Regions from separate parts of the Homo sapiens genome. Here region 2 is linked to region 1. A link is an interaction called in ENCODE POLR2A ChIA-PET data of the cell type or tissue named here. Cell type or tissue: Panc1. All regions are shown on one strand. Each heading gives the region's core, and the rest is flanking DNA. Links, peaks and the distances in the headings are about the cores only.

The links. Peaks named below come from ENCODE experiments on the same cell type or tissue, not always from the same donor. Only the 100,000 strongest peaks of a DNase experiment are listed, where the experiment ranks them.
Region 2: POLR2A ChIA-PET joins it to region 1 with 5 read pairs; 3 of 35 experiments call an interaction of 5 or more read pairs at or near these places.

The regions. Positions count from the first base shown.
Region 1 is chr3:186,879,079-186,888,170 of GRCh38, forward strand. No RefSeq gene overlaps it. Among named protein-coding and RNA genes, the nearest start is that of ADIPOQ-AS1, 22 kb to the left of the region's middle. RefSeq lists enhancers at 979-1,479, 1,480-1,980, 7,432-8,395, 8,396-9,092. In Panc1, for the core only: no CTCF peak of the experiment used is centred there; a DNase peak (open chromatin) is centred at 3,913.
Region 2 is chr3:186,967,255-186,976,346 of GRCh38, forward strand. All of the region lies in intron 2 of ST6GAL1 (ST6 beta-galactoside alpha-2,6-sialyltransferase 1), which reads left to right. Among named protein-coding and RNA genes, the nearest start is that of ST6GAL1, 41 kb to the left of the region's middle. RefSeq lists an enhancer at 8,245-9,092. In Panc1, for the core only: no CTCF peak of the experiment used is centred there; a DNase peak (open chromatin) is centred at 4,426.

The DNA.
Region 1 (9,092 bases), core at 1,385-6,384:
ATTAATATTATCTTTTATCTGCCCAATGCTCAAACTTTCCCAGTCGCCAAATTTCTCTTCTATCCCAATTAGGATTTAATCAAAAAGTGTGTTTTGTTTTGTCCTTTTAGTCTCATTTAATCTAACACAGTTACCTTCCTCCTTTATGATACTGATTTTCTAAAGTCATCACAGCGGATATGGAAAGTCCTGTATTCTGGCTTTGTCTGTTTCCTCATAGTAACAGTCACCTTGCTACTTGATCCCATTTACCTTCTTGTAAAGTGGAAGCTTCTCCTGGAGCTTGATTAATTCGGGTTATAATTTCTGACAAGAATTATTCTATAGGTAAATCCATGATAATTAATATTGCATTACATCAGGGGACCCATAATGCCAGATAGTCTTATTGTTAGTGATGTCAAATTTGGTCACTCAGCTAAGGTGGTGACAGACAGATCTCTCCATTGTAGTGGTCCATTTTTCTTTTTGCAATTTACAAGCAATAGTTTTTGCATCCACCAATGATCATTTGTTCCTTTTAAACCCACTAGATTGGCAAAAATTTTAAAAATCTGATAATACCAAGGGTTAACATAAGTGTAAAGTCATTATTAATTGCTGGTAGGAGTGTAAGTTGATCAAATCACTTTGGAAATCCATTTCATATTATCTGCCAGAGCTGAAGAGGCTTATAGTTTACAATCCATTCTATCTTCCACCATTTTAAGAGAAACTCTCACGCAGGTGTACAAGGAGACACACACAATAATTTTTATAGCAGATTGTTTTGTAAGAGCAAAACTTGGAAACAACCCAAATGTGCATCAAAAAAGGAATGAATAAAGTTTTATATAGTCAAACAATAGGATACTGTAAAATAGTAATATTGAATGGCCTAAAGCCACAAACATCAGTCTGATGAATCTCACAATCATTACACACACACACACACTCTCTCTCTCTAGGAGGAAACATGCAAGGCTTTTGATAAAGATGCTGAAATTAACACATGTATTTGCCTCTGCTGTTTCTCCAAACTCCACTAAAACAACAGCAAATTTTTTTAAAAAGCATAAATGTTTGCACAAAAGCAAATGAAGAAGAGGGTAGACAGGGGCAATAACAACTTGCAGGCATAACTAATGATAATGATTTAGCAGACTGAAAAAGTTACTCTTAAGCTGGCAGGGAAAATGCAAAGAAGTACTATATATGTTTCCCAAAACACACAAAAGTTTCAGGAATTGGCAGCACCAAGTATCTCTTGCAATAGGAGTAAATATGGGCTTAAAAAAGACAAGTTGGTTTCAATTCTACTCTAAACCTGCAGCATGATGACTGTCCCTCTCTAGTCTGGCAGAAGATTGAGAGGGTAAAACAAAGGGCTCGGGTGTAGGACTGGAAAAGTGGTGGTTATAGCACTAATTTAGCATTGGACAGGTAGGGTGCTGGATCCTAGGAGGCCTGTGAAAATAGCTTAGGTATTCAACAATGGGTACAGCCACGGAGGCCTACACAGATTCAACAGATTGGTAGAAAGGAGGAAACAAACATAACAGAAATGCAAAGAGAAAAAGAAGGTACAGTGAGAGTGAGTGAGAGAGAGAATGATTTGCAGATGTGAGGTAAGATTTCAGAGGTGAAGTTCTAGTGATGACCAAGCCCTTGGTTTCTCTTCGAGGAAATCTTGCTGAGAAACATGCCCCTAAAAACAGCTTTGATGCCTTGTGATTAGGGGCGATGGCTTTCATTATTTTCCTCCACTCTCAATAAGCGCCAACAGAAAAAAGCTACTCCAGAATCTTCTTTGTTGCAATATGAGGCAGAATGAACAAAATTGCAACAGCTACTGTTATAATAGGAAGCAACATGGTGTAAGATGTAGTTTTAACAAGTAGAAGAGGCCCTGGTGCATCTGATTTGCCCTCTCTGAGTGCCAGAGCGTTAGCTACCATTGTCAGGAAGCCTGTCTCGTGCGTCTTGACTTTCCCAACATCTAGAGGACTTCTTTAACCTAATGAGATGAAGATGAGCTGAGAATGACATCTTGAAAAGATCTGAGCCAGTAGTTTTCCAAGCGGTTCTCAGACCAGCAGCATCAGCGTGGGAACTTTGTAGAAATGCAAATAATTTGGGATCTATCCCAAACCTATCGAATCAGAAGTTTTTGGGGTGGAGCCCAGCAATATGTGTTTTTAAAAGCTCTTCAGGTAAGCACACCAAGGTTTGAGAATCACTGACCTGGATGTAATTTTTTATAATTTTTTTAAATTTTTTTGAGTCAGAGTATCCATCACCCAGGCTGGAGTCTAGTGGCGCGATCTCAGCTTACTGCAACCTCCGCCTCCTGGGTTCAAGCAATTCTTGTGCCTCCGCCTCCCAGTAGCTGGAATTACAGATGCACGCAACCACACCCAGATAATTTTTTTTTTTTTTTTTGAGATGGAGTCTCGCTCTGTCACCAGGCTGGAGTGCAGTGGTGCAGTCTTGGCTCACTGCAACCTCTGCCTCCCAGGTTCAGGTGATTCTCCTACTTCAGCCTCCTGAGTAGCTGGGATTACAGGCATGTGCCACCGTACCTGGCTAATTTTTGTACTTTTAGTAGAGACGGGGTTTCACCATGTTGGTCAGGCTGGTCTCGAACTACTGACCTCGTGATCCGCCAGCCTCGGCCTCCCAAAGTGCCAGGATTACAGGCATGAGCCACCGCACCCAGCCAGTTTTTGTATTTTTGTAGTGATGGGGTTTCACCATGTTGGCCAGGCTGGCGTCGAACTCCTGACCTCAAGTGATCTGCCCACCTCAGCCTCCCAAAGTGCTGGGATTACAGATGTGAGCCATCGTGCCCGGCCTAGATGTAATTTTTAGTCAACTTAAGCATGTGTAACCATATGCAATTATGCGCAAACAGTATAAATAGAGCTGATGTTAATCTCTAGCCCCGTTGCCTGGAGTGTTGGTGAAACTCTTTTATTTTGTAATCCTTTTTATATTTTAGTGGATGTTTCTATTGATTCTCTTCTGTACCCGCTGTTTCCTCTTTTATTGGAAGACACTAAAACAATTCAGAAATTTTTATAGGAATGCAGAGGATTCAAAATGTCTGAGTCGTGCTCTTCCAAAGCAAGAATCATGTCATAGCCATCTTTTTTTTTTCTTGTAAGAGCTTTATTGAAATATAGTTTACATACCACACAATTCACCCGTTTAAAGGAATCCCCTCTCCTGCCAGTCAATGCTTTTTGGGTTTCACAGAATTGTGAAACCATCAGTACAACCAATTTTAGACGAATTTTATCATCCCCAAAGGAAACCTCATACCTATCAGCAGCTACTCCTCATTTCCTCTGAAATCCTCCAGTCTTAGCTTTTACTAATCTAGTTTCTGTTCCTATAGATTGCCTAGCCTGGACATTTCATGTAATGCATTACACTATGATGTTTCACGACTGGCTTCTTTCACTTAGTATAATGTTTTGAAGGTTCATCCATGTTATAGCATTTACCAGTACTTTATTTCTTTCAATTGCTTAATACTCCCTTATGTGGATACACAGTAGTTTCCTCTTATCTGGGGGGCATATGTTCCGAGTTCTCCAGGGAATGCTTGAAACCACAGATAGCACCAAATCCTATATATACTATGTTTTTTTCTATATATAGATACTTAGGATAAAGTTTAATTTATAAATTATAAGATAAAAATAGAAATAAAAATAAATTAGGCTCAGTAAGATATTAACAACAGCAATAACTAAATAGAACAATTCATAAAAATATGCCAGCATCACTGCTTTTGTGCTTTAGGGCCATTATCAAGAAAAATATGGGTGACTTGAATACAAGAACTGTGATACTGTAACTGTCAATCTGATAGTTACTAAGTGACTAATGGTGTTATAGAGAACATAGATGCACAGGACAAAGGGATGATTCACTTCCTGGGAAGGATGGAGTGGGATGACATAAGATTTTATCATGCTACTCAGAACAAGACACAGTTTCAAACTTTTTTTTTTTTTTTTTGAGACAGCGTTTCCACTCTGTCACCCAGGCTGGAGCACAGTGGCTCAGTCTCTGCTCACTGCAACCTCTGCCTCCCAGGTTCAAGCAATCCTCCCGCCTCAGCCCCGCAAGCAGCTGGGACCACAGGCATGCGCCACCATGCCTGGCTACTTTTTGTATATTTTGTAGAGATGAGGTTTCACCAAGTTGGCTAAGCTGGTTTTGAACTCTGGGCCTCAAGTGATCTGCCTGTCTTGGCTTCCCAAAATGCTGGGATTACAGGAGTGAGCCACTGCACCTGGCCTGCACAATTTAAAACTCATAAATTGTTTATTTCTGGAGTTTTTCATTTCACATTTTCCCAATGCAATTGACTGTATGTAACTGAAACTGCAGAAGGTGAAACTGCGGATGAGAAGAAGCACTACTGTACTACATTACATTTGTCCATTCATTAGTTGATGGACATTTGGGTTGTTTTCACTTTGGGACTATTATGAATAATGCTGCTAAGAGCATTTGTGTACAAGTTTTTGTGTATGCATATATTTTCATTTCTCTGGGTATACATACACCTAGGAATGGTAACTATGTTTAACATTTCGAAGAACTACCAGGCTGTTTTCCAAAGTCACAAGACACGATTTCAAGATTTTTCTTTTTCTTTGAGACAGATTCTCCACTCTGTCACCCAGGCATTGTACCATTTTACCTTCCTGGCATCAGTGCATGAGAGTTTCAGTTTCTCTACATTCTCATCAACATTTGCTCTTATCTGTCTTTTAAATTATAACCATCCTAGTGGGTGTGAAGTGATATCTGATTGTGGTTTTGATTTGCAGTTCCTTGAGAACTAATGATGTTGAGCATTATTTTTGTGGTTACTGACCATTTGTGTATCTTCTTTGCAGAAGTGCCAATTTAGATTCTTGCTTTTATTTGTTTATTTAGTTAGTTTTCAAGACAGAGTCTCTCTCTGTCTCCCAGGCTGGAGTGCAATGGCTTGATCACGGATCACTGCAGCCTTGTCTTCCCAGGCTCAAGCAATCCTCTTGCCTCAGCCTCCCTAGTAGCTGGGACTACAGGTGTGTATCACCACGCCAGGCTAATTTTTGTATTTTTTGTAGAGACAGGGTTTTGCCACGTTGCCCAGGCTGGTCTCAAACTCTTCGGCTCAAGCCATCTGCCCATCTTGACCTCCTAAAGTGCTGGGATTACAAGGCTTCAGCCACCACTCCCAGCCTGCTAAGAGTTTTATGGTTTCACCTCTTATGTTTAGGTCTTTTATTTTATTTTATTTTATTTTTTAATTGATCATTCTTGGGTGTTTCTTGCAGAGGGGGATTTGGCAGGGTCATAGGACAATAGTGGAGGGAAGGTCAGCAGATAAACAAGAGAACAAAGGTCTCTGGTTTTCCTAGGGAGTGGTGATGACTCTTAACGAGCATGCTGCCTTCAAGCATCTGTTTAACAAAGCACATCTTGCACCGCCCTTAATCCATTTAACCCTGAGTGGACACAGCACATGTTTCAGAGAGCACAGGGTTGGGGGTAAGGCCACAGATCAACAGGATCCCAAGGCAGAAGAATTTTTCTTAGTACAGAACAAAGTGAAAAGTCTCCCATGTCTACTTCTTTCTACACAGACACAGCAACCATCCGATTTCTCAATCTTTTCCCCACCTTTCCCCCTTTTCTATTCCACAAAACCGCCATTGTCATCATGGCCCGTTCTCAATGGGCTGTTGGGTTCACCTCCCAGACGGGGTGGTGGCCGGACAGAGGGGCTCCTCACTTCCCAGTAGGGGCGGCCGGGCAGAGGCGCCCCTCACCTCCCGGACGGGGCGGCTGGCCGGGTGGGGGGCTGACCCCCACCTCCCTCCCGGACGGGGCGGCTGCCGGGCGGAGACGCTCCTCACTTCCCAGACGGGGTGGCTGCTGGGCGGAGGGGCTCCTCACTTCTCAGACGGGGCGGCCGGGCAGAGACGCTCCTCACCTCCCAGATGGGGCGGCGGGGCAGAGGGGCTCCTCACATCCCAGAGGATGGGCGGCCAGGCAGAGACGCTCCTCACTTCCCAGACGGCGTGGCAGCTGGGCAGAGGCTGCAATCTCGGCACTTTGGGAGGCCAAGGCAGGTGGCTGGGAGGTGGAGGTTGTAGCGAGCCGAGATCACGCCACTGTACTCCAGCCTGGGCAACATTGAGCACTGAGTGAACAAGACTCCGTCTGCAATCCTGGCACCTCAGGAGGCCGAGGCTGGCGGATCACTCGCGGTCAGGAGCTGGAGACCAGCCCGGCCAACAGCGAAACCCCGTCTCCACCAAAAAAATACGAAAACCAGTCAGGTGTGGCGGCGCGTGCCTGCAATCGCAGGCACTCGGCAGGCTGAGGCAGGAGAATCAGGCAGGGAGGTTGCAGTGAGCCGAGATGGCAGCAGTCCAGTCCAGCCTCAGCTAGGCATCAGAGGGAGACCGTGGAAAGAGAGGGAGAGGGAGACCGTGGGGAGAGGCAGAGGCAGGGGCAGGGGCAGGGGCAGGGGCAGGGGCAGAGGCAGAGGCAGAGGCAGACTGTTTAGGTCTTTAATGGGAGAGGGAGACTGTTTAGGTCTTTAATCCATTTTGAGTTAACTTTTGTGTGTGGTATAAGGTAAGAGTCCAACTTCATTCTTTTGGATGTACATATCCAATTGTTTCAGCACCATTTATTGAATTGTCTTAGCACTTCTGCTAAAAATCAATTGACTCTAAATGTGAGATCTATTTCTAGACTCTCAGTTCTATTCCATTGATCTATATGTCTATCCTTTTGTCAGTGATACTCTGTCTTGATACTGAAACTTGGTAGTAAGTTGTGAAATTAGAAAATGAGTCCTTCAACTTTGTTCTTCTTTAAAATTGTTTTGACTCTTTGGGGTCCCTTGCAATTCCATATGAATTCCTGTTCCCCCACCCTGAGAAACACATAGTTTCTCAGACCACAGCCATTCCTTATTGACCCACTAGCATAGAATAAATTAGTAACTTCCAGTTGCAATCATTATGGACGATTATTGACCCAGTCCTCAAATCAGAAAGGTCCGGGTGGGTAAGGGGCTCCTATTACTGATGAGGAGTGGACATAGACTGGGTCCCAGGGTCACTGTCCTGAGCATGGTAAGAATGAACTTGAGCACGACTCATGGGGCTGTCTGTGGAGCAGATTCCCTCCCCATAAGACAGAGGCCAGATACAGAGCAACCAACCCAGCACAGAAACCCCTCAGTGTGGGGATGCAGAACAAACCTCCAGGAATTCCTGCATTCTGGGGAATATGTGCCCTGGCAGCTTTGAAACAAGGGAATGACATCATACTAGACAACCTAAAGTAGTTCCCTCTTCAAAACCTCTGAAAGAGTTGAATAAAATATCGTCCACATTCTTTTAAATGCACACCTGAACTAACAGAAAAGTGAAGAAAATCACCAGGGGCCAAAAATAGAGAGAGAGGTAACTGGAGCAATCATTATGGGCTCGGGCTAAGGCTGTCTTGGGGCCTTGGTCTCAGCAACCCAGGGGCATGGCTTTTAACACATTACAATGCAAGGAGTAAGGAACTTGTGCCCTGATGAAGTGAGAATTCAGAACATAATAAGAGTGGACTAGAAAGCAATGCTCTTCCCACCCTCATCCTAGAAAAAAAACAAAGCAACTCATTTGTTTCAGCCTGTGTCTGGGTAAAGGAAAAAAAAGAGTCTCCTGAGCATTTGCAACACAAGCCCAGTACTCCTGGGGATCAAGGGTGTGGGTTCCCGCTTCCCAGGGTGGGTAGTTGAAGGGGTGGGTTGCCCCTCCACACCTGTGGGTGTTTCTCTTAAGGTGGAACGAGAGACTTGGAAAAGAAAAAGACACAGAGACAAAGTATAGAGAAAGAAATAAGGGGACCCGGGGAACCAGCGTTCAGCATATGGAGGATCCTGCCAGCCTCTGAGTTCCCTTAGTATTTATTCATCATTCGTGGGTGTTTCTCTGAGAGGGGGATGTGTCAGGGTCACAAGACAATAGTGGGGAGGGGGTCAGCAGACAAACACGTGAACAAAGGTCTTTGCATCATAGACAAGGTAAAGGATTAAGTGCTGTGCTTTTAGATATGCATACACATAAACATCTCAATGCTTTACAAAGCAGTATTGCTGCCCGCATGTCCCACCTCCAGCCCTAAGGCGGTTTTTCCCTATCTCAGTAGATGGAACATACAATCAGGTTTTATACCGAGACATTCCATTGCCCAGGGACGGGCAGGAGACAGATGCCTTCCTCTTGTCTCAACTGCAAGAGGCATGCCTTCCTCTTATACTAATCCTCCTCAGCACAGACCCTTTACGGGTGTCGGGCTGGGGGAGGGTCAGGTCTTTCCCTTCCCACGAGGCCATATTTCAGACTATCACACGGGGAGAAACCTTGGACAATACCTGGCTTTCTTAGGCAGAGGTCCCTGCGGCCTTCCGCAGTTTTTGTGTCCCTGGGTACTTGAGATTAGGGAGTGGTGATGACTCTTAACGAGCATGCTGCCTTCAAGCATCTGTTTAACAAAGCACATCTTGCACCGCCCTTAATCCATTTAACCCTGAGTTTGACACAGCACATGTTTCAGAGAGCACGGGGTTGGGGGTAAGGTCACAGAATCTCAAGGCAGAAGAATTTTTCTTAGTACATAACAAAATGGAGTCTCCCATGTCTACTTCTTTCTACACAGACACAGTGACAATCTGATCTCTCTTGCTTTTCCCCACAGGTAGTCCTTGAACCAATAACTTGAAAGTAAAAATTAGTCCCTGATCATTTGCTTGGCAACAATTTTAAAGTGTAATAATGAACATGGGAGAAGAGGTGTAGAGCCTCAGGATCTTTCACACACTGCTAGTGAAAATATAAATTTGTGCAGTCACTTTGGAAAACGGTTTGTCATGACCATTACCTCCTAAAGTTGAACATTTACACACTCTATATGACACAGAAGCTCCTTTTGAAGGTGAATGCCCAAGATAGTTGCCCATGAACAACAGGAGATATAAGATGTATATGAATGTTCATAGCAGCATTCCTCACAATAGCAGACATCTGAAGAAT
Region 2 (9,092 bases), core at 1,814-6,813, 89 kb after region 1:
AATCTCAGCTCACTGCAACCTCCGCCTCCTGGGTTCAAGCGAGTCTCCTACTTCAGCCTCCCAAGTAGCTGAGATTACAGGCGCCTGCCACCACACCCAGCTAATTTTTGTATTTTTAGTAGAGACGGGGTTTTGCCATGTTGGCCAGGCTGGTCTCGAGCTCCTGACCTCAGGTGATCCACATGACTCAGTCTCCCAAAGTGCCGGGATTACAAGTGTGAGCGACTGCGCCTGGCCCGAACACAGAGTTTTAAGTACCTAACTTGCTAACTGGGGAACAAACCAGCAGATGGGGGAGGGAGTCAGGGTCTTTGGAAGATACCTACTGAGGGACAGGGCTGAGGGGAGGAGGCAGAGTGGCAGAGGGAGTGATTTGGGGAGGCACTGCTACGTGGAGGTGGTGCCCTGCCTTCAGCTTTGGCTCAGCAGGGCACTCAGAACATGAATTACAGCCGAAAGAGCTCCTTGGAAGGCTTGATCGTTAGCCATCACGTCTTTCACTTAAGGAAATGGAGGCCCAGAAAGGGGAAGGATGTTATTTGCAGCATGAGAGGAATTGGAGTCTGTTCTGCTGACTGTCTGGTCAGGTCCTTGACACAAAACCACCGTGGCAGTAGAGGCCAGGGTGTCCTGGGGAGCCGGCACAGCCCACTTCCTGCCTTAGCCCATCTGGCCCGGGATGGGCTGGCTTTGGCTGTTGGAGGTATTTGTGGCAGTGGCAATCCAAGAGAGAGAGGGTGTCATTTTAGTGATGCCAGAGATCTCCTGCAGCCCCAGCCCCTCATTCTCATTTGGAGCCTTCTTTGAGGTCTTGCTTAGGCCGGGGAGTTATGGCCTGTGGCTTCAGGTTGGGAATTTGCCACTGTAGAAAGGCATCACAGTACGGAGAAAAGTGGCCCAGCTTTGAAGCCATTTGACTTGGGTCTGAGCCTGACCTGACCATAGCTGCATGACCTCCCGGCTTTCTGATCCAGTTTCATCATCTGTAAAATGGGCCGAATAATACCTACCTTGAGTGAAGATGAATAATTATTTATATAAAGTTTTTTCCCCACAAAGTAGATGCCTATTAGATGGTACCCATTAATCTTGTTTTATATACCCTTATTGAGGTGTAATTGACAGACAAAACCCTGCACATACTTAAATTGTACAACTTGGTGAGTTTTGACATATGTATACGGTCATGAAACTATCCCCACAATTAAGCTAATGAACATAACGATTACCCCTAAAAGTGTCCTTCCGAGCTTTATCCCTCCTTCCTGCCCCCTTCCATCTCCTGCCCTCCATCCTCAGGCAACCACTGGACTAAGCTGCTTTCTCACACTATAGGTTCGTTTGCATTTTCTGGAGCTTTATGTAAATGGAATTATACAGCATGCATTTTTTTTTCATTCAGCGTAATTATTTTGCTGTTCATCAATGTTGTGTGTATCAGTAGTCCTAGTTGTGGATATACCACAATTTATTTATCCATTTACTTGTTGACACACATTTAGGTTGTTTCAAATTTTGGACTATTAAAATAAAGCCATTAGAATCATTTGTGGAAAAAAATGTTGTGGGGACATAAGTATTTATTTCTCATGAGTAATCTCCTAAGAGTAGAGTGGCTGGGTCATGTGGTGGGCGTTTGTTTAACTTTTAAAGAAGCTGCCAAACTGTTGCCTAGAGCACGGGTACCATTTTATATCACCACCAGCTGTGTACTAGAATTCCAGGCACTTCACTTCCTTGCCAACACTTGGTATGATCTATCTTTTTCTTTTTCTTTTTTTCTTTCTTCTCTTTTTCTTTTTTTTTTTTTTTTTTGAGACAGATTCTCACTCTGTGGGCCAGGCTGGAATGCAGTGGCGCAATCTCAGCTCACTGCAACCTCTGCCTCCGGGGTTCAAGCGATTCTCCTGCCTCAGCCTCCTGAGTAGCTGGGATTACAGGCACCTGGCCACCATGCCTGGCCTATTTTTGTATTTTTAGTAGAGACGGGGTTTCACCATGTTAGCCAGGCTGGTGTTGAACTCCTGACCTCAAGTGATCTGCCCGCCTCAGCCCCACAAAGTGCTGGGATTACAGGCGTGAGCCACAGCGCGCAGCCCATCTTTTTCATTTTAATAGGTGTATGGTGATATCTCATTGTGTTTTTTTGTGCATTCCCGTAAACACTAATGATATTGAGCTTCATTTTTATGTGCTTTGTTTGCCACCTGGATGGCTCCTCTGGTGAAATGTTTAGATTTTTTTACCCATTTAAAGAAAATTGGGTTGTTTGTCTTCTTATGATTGAGTTGTAAGGTTTCCTTATATATTCTACAGATAAGTCCTTTATTGGATATGCTTTGCAAAATTGTTCTCCAATTCTGTGGCTTGTACATGACAGGAGATGGAAGCAAGTAAGCTAATTATTGCAATTCAGTTGAATAAGTGCTGTGCACAGGAAGTGCAGAGGAAGAGCGGTGATCTCAGGATGGGGAGTCAAGGAAGCTTCCTTAAGGAGAAGCTATATGAATTGGATCTTAAAGGAAATGAAAAGTTATCTAGGCGAGGGAAGGGTAGCCTCAGTAGAAGTTCGTATGTGCCAAGGCATGGAAACAGGAAACGTCGTGGTACACACAGTACTATGAATAATTTGACCTGGTTGGAACACCAGGATTTTGGAGCGAAGAGTCTGAACTGGAATCCCAGTTTTCTTACTGGCTGGGTGCCTTTTCTTTTTATTTAACTTTTTATTTGGAAACGATTGTAGATGCACAGGAAGTTGAAAAGATAGTACAGAGACTCCTGATGCATCCTTCCTTTAGTTTCTTGTTTCTTCTTACATAATTATAGTACAATATCAAAACCAGCCATCTGAGATTGGTACAACATGTGTATAGTTTGTGTCATTTTCTCTTGTGTGTAGGTTAGTATAGGCATCCCTAGAATCAAGATAGAGAACTATTTCTTTTTCTTTTCTTTTTCTTTTTTTTTTTTTTTTTAAGACAGAGTTGCACTCTGTCACCCAGGCTGGAGTGCAGTGGCGCGATCTCAGCTCACTGCAACCACCGCCTCCCAGGTTCAAGCAGTTCTCCTGCCTCAGCCTCCCAAGTAGCTGGGTTTACAGGTGCCTGCCACCACGCCCGGCAAATTTTTTTTTTTTTTTGTATTTTTAGTGGAGACAAGGTTTCACTGTGTTAGCCAGGATGGTCTCTGTCTCCTGATCTCATGCTCCGCCTGCCTCAGCCTCCCAAAGTGCTGGGATTATAGATGTGAGCCACTGCGCCCGGTGGATACAGAACTATTTTATCATCAAAAAGGTCTTCCTTGTGCTGACCCTTTTTTGTCACCCTGCCCCCACCTCTGTTTTTCACTTCTATAATTTTGCCTTTGGAGAATATTCTCTAAATAGGATCATACAATATACAACCTTTTGAGGTTGGCTTTTTTGCACTCATCATAATGCCCTTCAGGTCTACTAAAATTGTTGAATTTATCAATAGTTTGCTCTTTTTGTTAAATTACCGAATAGTATTCCATGGTATGCATGTATCACAGTTTAATTGTTTGCCTATGGAAGGGCATTTTGCTTAATTTCAGTTTTTGGCTATTACAAGTTAAGCTGCTATGAACAATTGTGTTCTGATTTTTGTGTGGACATAAATTTTTGCTTCTCTGATATAAATGCCGAGGAGTTCAATTGCTAAGTTGCATGGTGAGCATATTATTTTGTTTTTGAAGAAACGGCCAAACCATTTCCTAGAGGGGCTGTATCACTTTACATGCCCACCAGCAACATAATCCACTTCCTCCACATGCTTGCCAGCATTTGGTGTTGTCACTTTTTCTCAACTTTAGCTGTTCCCTTGTTTTTGGACACGGAGTTTCACTCTTGTCACCCAGCCTGGAGTGCAGTGGTGCTATCTTGGCTCACTGCAACCTCCACCTCCCGGGTTCAAGCGATTCTTCTGCCTCAGCCTCCTGAGTAGCTGGGATTACAGGTGTGCGCCACCATGCCTGGCTAATTTTTTTGTATCTTTAGTAGAGACGGGGTTTTGCCATGTTGGCCAGTGGCCAGTCTGGTCTCGAACTCCTGATCTCAGGTGATCCACGTGCCTCGGCCTCCTGAAGTGCTGGGATTATAGGCGTGAGCCACTGTGCCCCCCCAACGTTAGCTGTTTTAATAGATGTGTAGTGATATCTTATTGTGGTCTTAATTTGTGTTTCCCTAACAGCTGGTTGTGTGCCTCTCTTTCTGCTCCCCCAGTCTGGCTGTCTGAATCTAGACCACAGCCTGTACTCCTTAAGTGTTGGAAGCAAGAAGATTTGGTGCTGACAAACCCCCTCCCATCATTTTCAGAGCTGCCCCAGGAATCTGACTTCCTTGTTCTTCAGCCCAGTTCACCAGTTATAGGAAATCTTTAGTCATTGTCCTGGGTAGCCCATGAAAAGTGATATTTTATAGAGCTGTGTATTTTTCCAGGGAGGATTGTTTTTGTTCACAGATGAGCAAACATCCTGTAAGTGCTGATTTTTCACTGTGCTTTCCACCCTGTTCCTCCCTGGTGCCAGCGTGCCAACATCTCTACTTACTGGCAGCCTAGTTGAAGAAACCTCTAGAGTTGGCCCAGGAGGACTGTTTTCTCAGTGTTTAGAGATCATACAGTGCCAAGGGCAGCTGCCATGGCCTCAAGCCTTCCCTAGCTCAGCATCTTCTACTCTTTCCTCTTACAGATGGAGAGGCAACTTCAATGCACTGGGGAAAGAAACGAACAATGACAGTGAATGATGATATTGCACTTCTTATGGACCAGGCTCTAAGTGTTTTATGTATATTAATTCACTTAATCCCCATGACAACCCTAAGAATTGGGTACAATTTATAACTCCATTTTATAAATGAGGAAACAGGCATAGAGAGGTCTCATAGCTAGTAAGTTGGAATTTGAACCTGGGGAGTAGGACACCCAGGTCTGTCCTCTTAGTCATTATGCTATGCTACCTGCTACTTTCTTACTTTCTTTTTTTTTTTTTGAGACAGGGTCTCACTCTGACACCCAGGCTGGAGTGCGCCTGGGAGGGATGTCATCTCACTGCAACCTCCACCTCCCGGGTTCAAGTGATTCTCATGTCTCAGCCTCCCAAGTAGCTGGGACTACAGGCACGGGCCACCACACCCAGCTAATTTTTTGTGTTTTTAGTAGAGACAGGGTTTTGCCATGTTGACCAGGCTGGTCTCAAACTCCTGACCTCCTGTGATCTGCCCGCCCCGGCCTCCCAAAGTGTTGGGATTACAGGCGTGAGCCACCATGCCCGGCCACTGCTTGTTACTATGTGTACATTACCTGCACTAGGGTGGATAGAACCTCATGTGGCACACACATGACGCCACATAACACGGCTCATGTGTTCACAGTGCCCAGCACAGAAGCATGCACATAGTAGGTGTTTATTTAAAAAAGTTGATTGAATGCTGAATGAGTGAGTGGGCACTCTTCACTGACGAACTGGGGTAAGGCACATACTCCCTGTTTGATTTCAGTGTAGCACTGCCCTATAGCTGGGCAAACACCTTGGTGTCTCCCCTTAGGAGCATGTGGGAAGAAGAGGAGGATTTGCCATGAGCTTTCTCTGGGACAGGAGCAGTTTGGGATGTTGAGATGGGAAATGGAGTATTGAGAAGTGAGTGTATTTCCAGGGGGAATGGAGAGGTCTTTGGAGACCTGCATTGGCCATGGGCTCCCCAGTTGTGAGTGGGCTCAGGCTCTGGATCACCGCTGGGAAGATACCCTTCTATTTATTTATTCATTATTTTTATTTTTGAGATGGAGTTTTGCTCTTGTTGTCCAGGCTGGAGTGCAATGGTACAATCTCAGCTCACTGCAACCTCCGCCTCCTGGGTTCAAGTGATTCTCCCACCTCAGCCTCCTGAGTAGCTGGGATTGCAGGCGCCCGCCATCATGCCCAGCTAATTTTTATATTTTTAGTAGAGACAGGGTTTCACCATGTTAGTCAGGCTGGTCTTGAACTCCTGACCTCACGTGATCTGCCCGTCTTGGCCTTCCAAACTGCTGGGATTACAGGCGTGAGCCACTGCGCCCGGCCCTCTTCTGTTTTCTGAGTCTCCTGTGCACTCAGGGCTGGCTCACATATACTGCAGGAAGAGGCAGGAGGAGGATGACACAGGGGACTGGACCTTGGAGGATAGCACATGATTGCACTGGCCCTCAGATTTTCAACCCCCTGCCTGTGCAGCAGTAACCTTGACTGCATTGTAGAGACTCCCATCCACTTCATCTCACCCTTGCCCATCAGGGGTGTCTGGGAAAGAGAGGTTTCTAGCCTGACAGATCTGAGTTCCAATTGCAATGCCTCAGTTGCCTCACCTGTAGACAGAGCAATAATAATAGCTGGTTTGTAGATTGTTGTGAGGGCAAAGTGGAGAAGTGTCTTAGGGAGTGTTGGCTCCCTCTCCTAACTCTTTGCCTCTCCTCCTCTCCTGGAGGCCCTCTTCATGAACACCCAGCTGTAGGGCAGTGCTGCACTGAAAGAAAACGGGACATGTGCCTTACCCAAGTTCAGTCAGCGAAGAGTGTCCATTCACTCATTCAGCATTCAATCGACTTTTTAAATGAACACCTACTGTGTGCTTGCCTCTGTGCTGGGCACTGTGAACACATGAGCCATGGCGCTTGACCTCCTGTAGCATGTGAGCTAAAGAGAGAGAGACAAATGCTAATTAAATAGTAACACAATCAAATGTGAAACCGTGAATTGTGGGGGTTGCTGTGGAGGAAGCTCTGTGGTGTTGCGTGAATGAACCACAGCCTGGGAAGCCAGTGGATAGATACTTCCTCGGGAAAGTGATTTCATCCTGGGGTTTGACTCTCTAGCTTTGGGCCACTGGAGAGGCCAGTGTGGAAGATTCAGTAGGATCAGTCCACTTTATGCTATATCCTGACTATAGGCTGACCAGGCGCCTGGCCACCCCAGGGCCCTCACCCCGCCTCCAACAGCCTAGACCGTTCCTTGAGATTACCCATATCCAACCATCCACAGGTGCTGCCGATACTGCAGGAACCGACTGAGCTTGGATCCCACACCTTACAGACCCGGAGCATCTTTTCTGTTGTTTATTTTTGGGTTAGCTCATAACTCACTTTATCACTCAGCCGAACAGTGAGCCACCATGGACCATGGTGGTTTTGATCATCATACAGATATTTAAAGACAACTTTATTGAGGTACAGTTTATATTCCATGAAATCAACCCATGTTAAGTATACAATTCAGTGATTTTTTTTAGTAAACTTACTGAGCTGTGCAGTTGTCACCACAATCCAGTTATAGAACATTTCCGTCATTAGTGGGGTCAGCTTTAGATGCAAAAGACAGGAGAATTATTTTTGTTTTTATGGGATTAGTTCTGTGCTCCCAGCAGGAAGATCTCATTAATTAATTAATTAATTCAATTAGTATTTACTGAGAGCCTGGTTGGGGGGGGGGCGCCCACAGCAGGGTTGGGTGCAAAGGGAAATAAATAAATAAACAAGTGGTGGGGGCTGCTTCACTGTGGCTGATGAGCTTCCACTGTCAAGTGTAGCCTAACTTGCCTGCTCAGGTGGGGTTCATGGCAGCTGCAGGGCAGGTTTCTGCTTTCTACCCTGTAACTCTTATTGGAAGGCAAGGCAAAGGCCTTCTTTTGCAATACCTGGTATTGCAGTGAATTATTGACTGAGCAGACAGAGAGACGTGTCCTCGCCAACATCTACAAATAGCTCTGGGCTTTGGCAGGCCTGGATGCAGGATCTTGGAAAAGAGGAGCGTGGGTCTGCTGTTTACAGTGCAAAGATTTGACAGGTGAAATTGGGGCGAGGGTGCGCTGAGGGAGGAAAGGAGTGCAGGCAACGTCAGGGCCGGTGGCCAGGGTGAATCCAGGGAAGCGGGTGCCTGTGTGCACGGTGGGTGTTGCTTGGAGGCTGGGGAGTGAGTGGGAGTATGGCCTTGTATACTAGACTGAGAGGCATTTGCACTTAATGGAGTAAACATGGAAGATGCAATTTCAGTGTCTGAGGAGGAGCTTAATGATTCAGAGCTGGACTTCAGGAGATTAATCTTTTGTGAGAAGATAAGCAAGGGATGGGTTGGGAGACTGTTGTGAGGGTCCTAGTATTAGATGATGTGGACTTGACTTGGACAGGGGCATTGAGGCAAGGAAAGAAGAAGTGCAGGGGAGAGAAAGTTCTGCCAGGTGATGGGGAGTGATTCTTCTCTGTCCCTGAGGTTCGTACCTGCCTGGCCATCTGCCTTTTGCTGTTCAACCAGTCTCCCTCTGCCTGTCCACAACTGAACTTCCCCACAGTGTGTTCTTCCATGGCCTCTTTGTACTCTCCCATCCACTTCTTCCCTCTTGTTCTACTTCTCTTGCCCAGGAGGAAGGAGAGGATCCAGCGAAAGAGATGGAGAGAAACAGAACACTGTACCCATGAAAGGCAGTGCCAGGGCAGGCAGTGGAGAGAGACTTCCAGAGAGGGTGGCTGGCTGTGCCAAACGCCACAGAAGTGAGTGAGGCTGGCACTGAAGGAGGTCTGGGGGACTCACGATTGGGACTAGGGTGAGACCTCCCTTACCTCATCCCAATCCTGGCCCTGGGAGGAACTGGGGACCTCGGAGAAAGCATTAGTTTACAACAAACTGGACCAAGTGTGGGACTGTTTCTTCTGAGGACAGCCTCCCAGCCTCCCATAGGAAACTGCCTGCAACTGCTCGGGACCCACTGGTCTCCTTCTTCCCCACCCCAAGACAGCCCCTCAGGGTCTCCACGGGCTCGCTAGAGTTCCTGCACACAGTTTCAAGACCACAGATCAAACTCACCTCCCTGCATCCTACCACAGAGAACTCTGAGACCCAGCAAAGTACCTGACTTGTCCAAGGTCATCCAGTGAGGTGTGACCTTGTGGGTCTTTCCTTTGCTTTCCTTTGATTTCTCATCTTCAGTTGGTTTACGCTCTCCTTTTATTCACCTCCCCCAACCTTCCCCTCCTCCGTAAGAATTGGAAACAGAGAGTTGATAGTTGAGGTCTGATTTATAGCTGAGGATTGAGGTCAAATTTGTA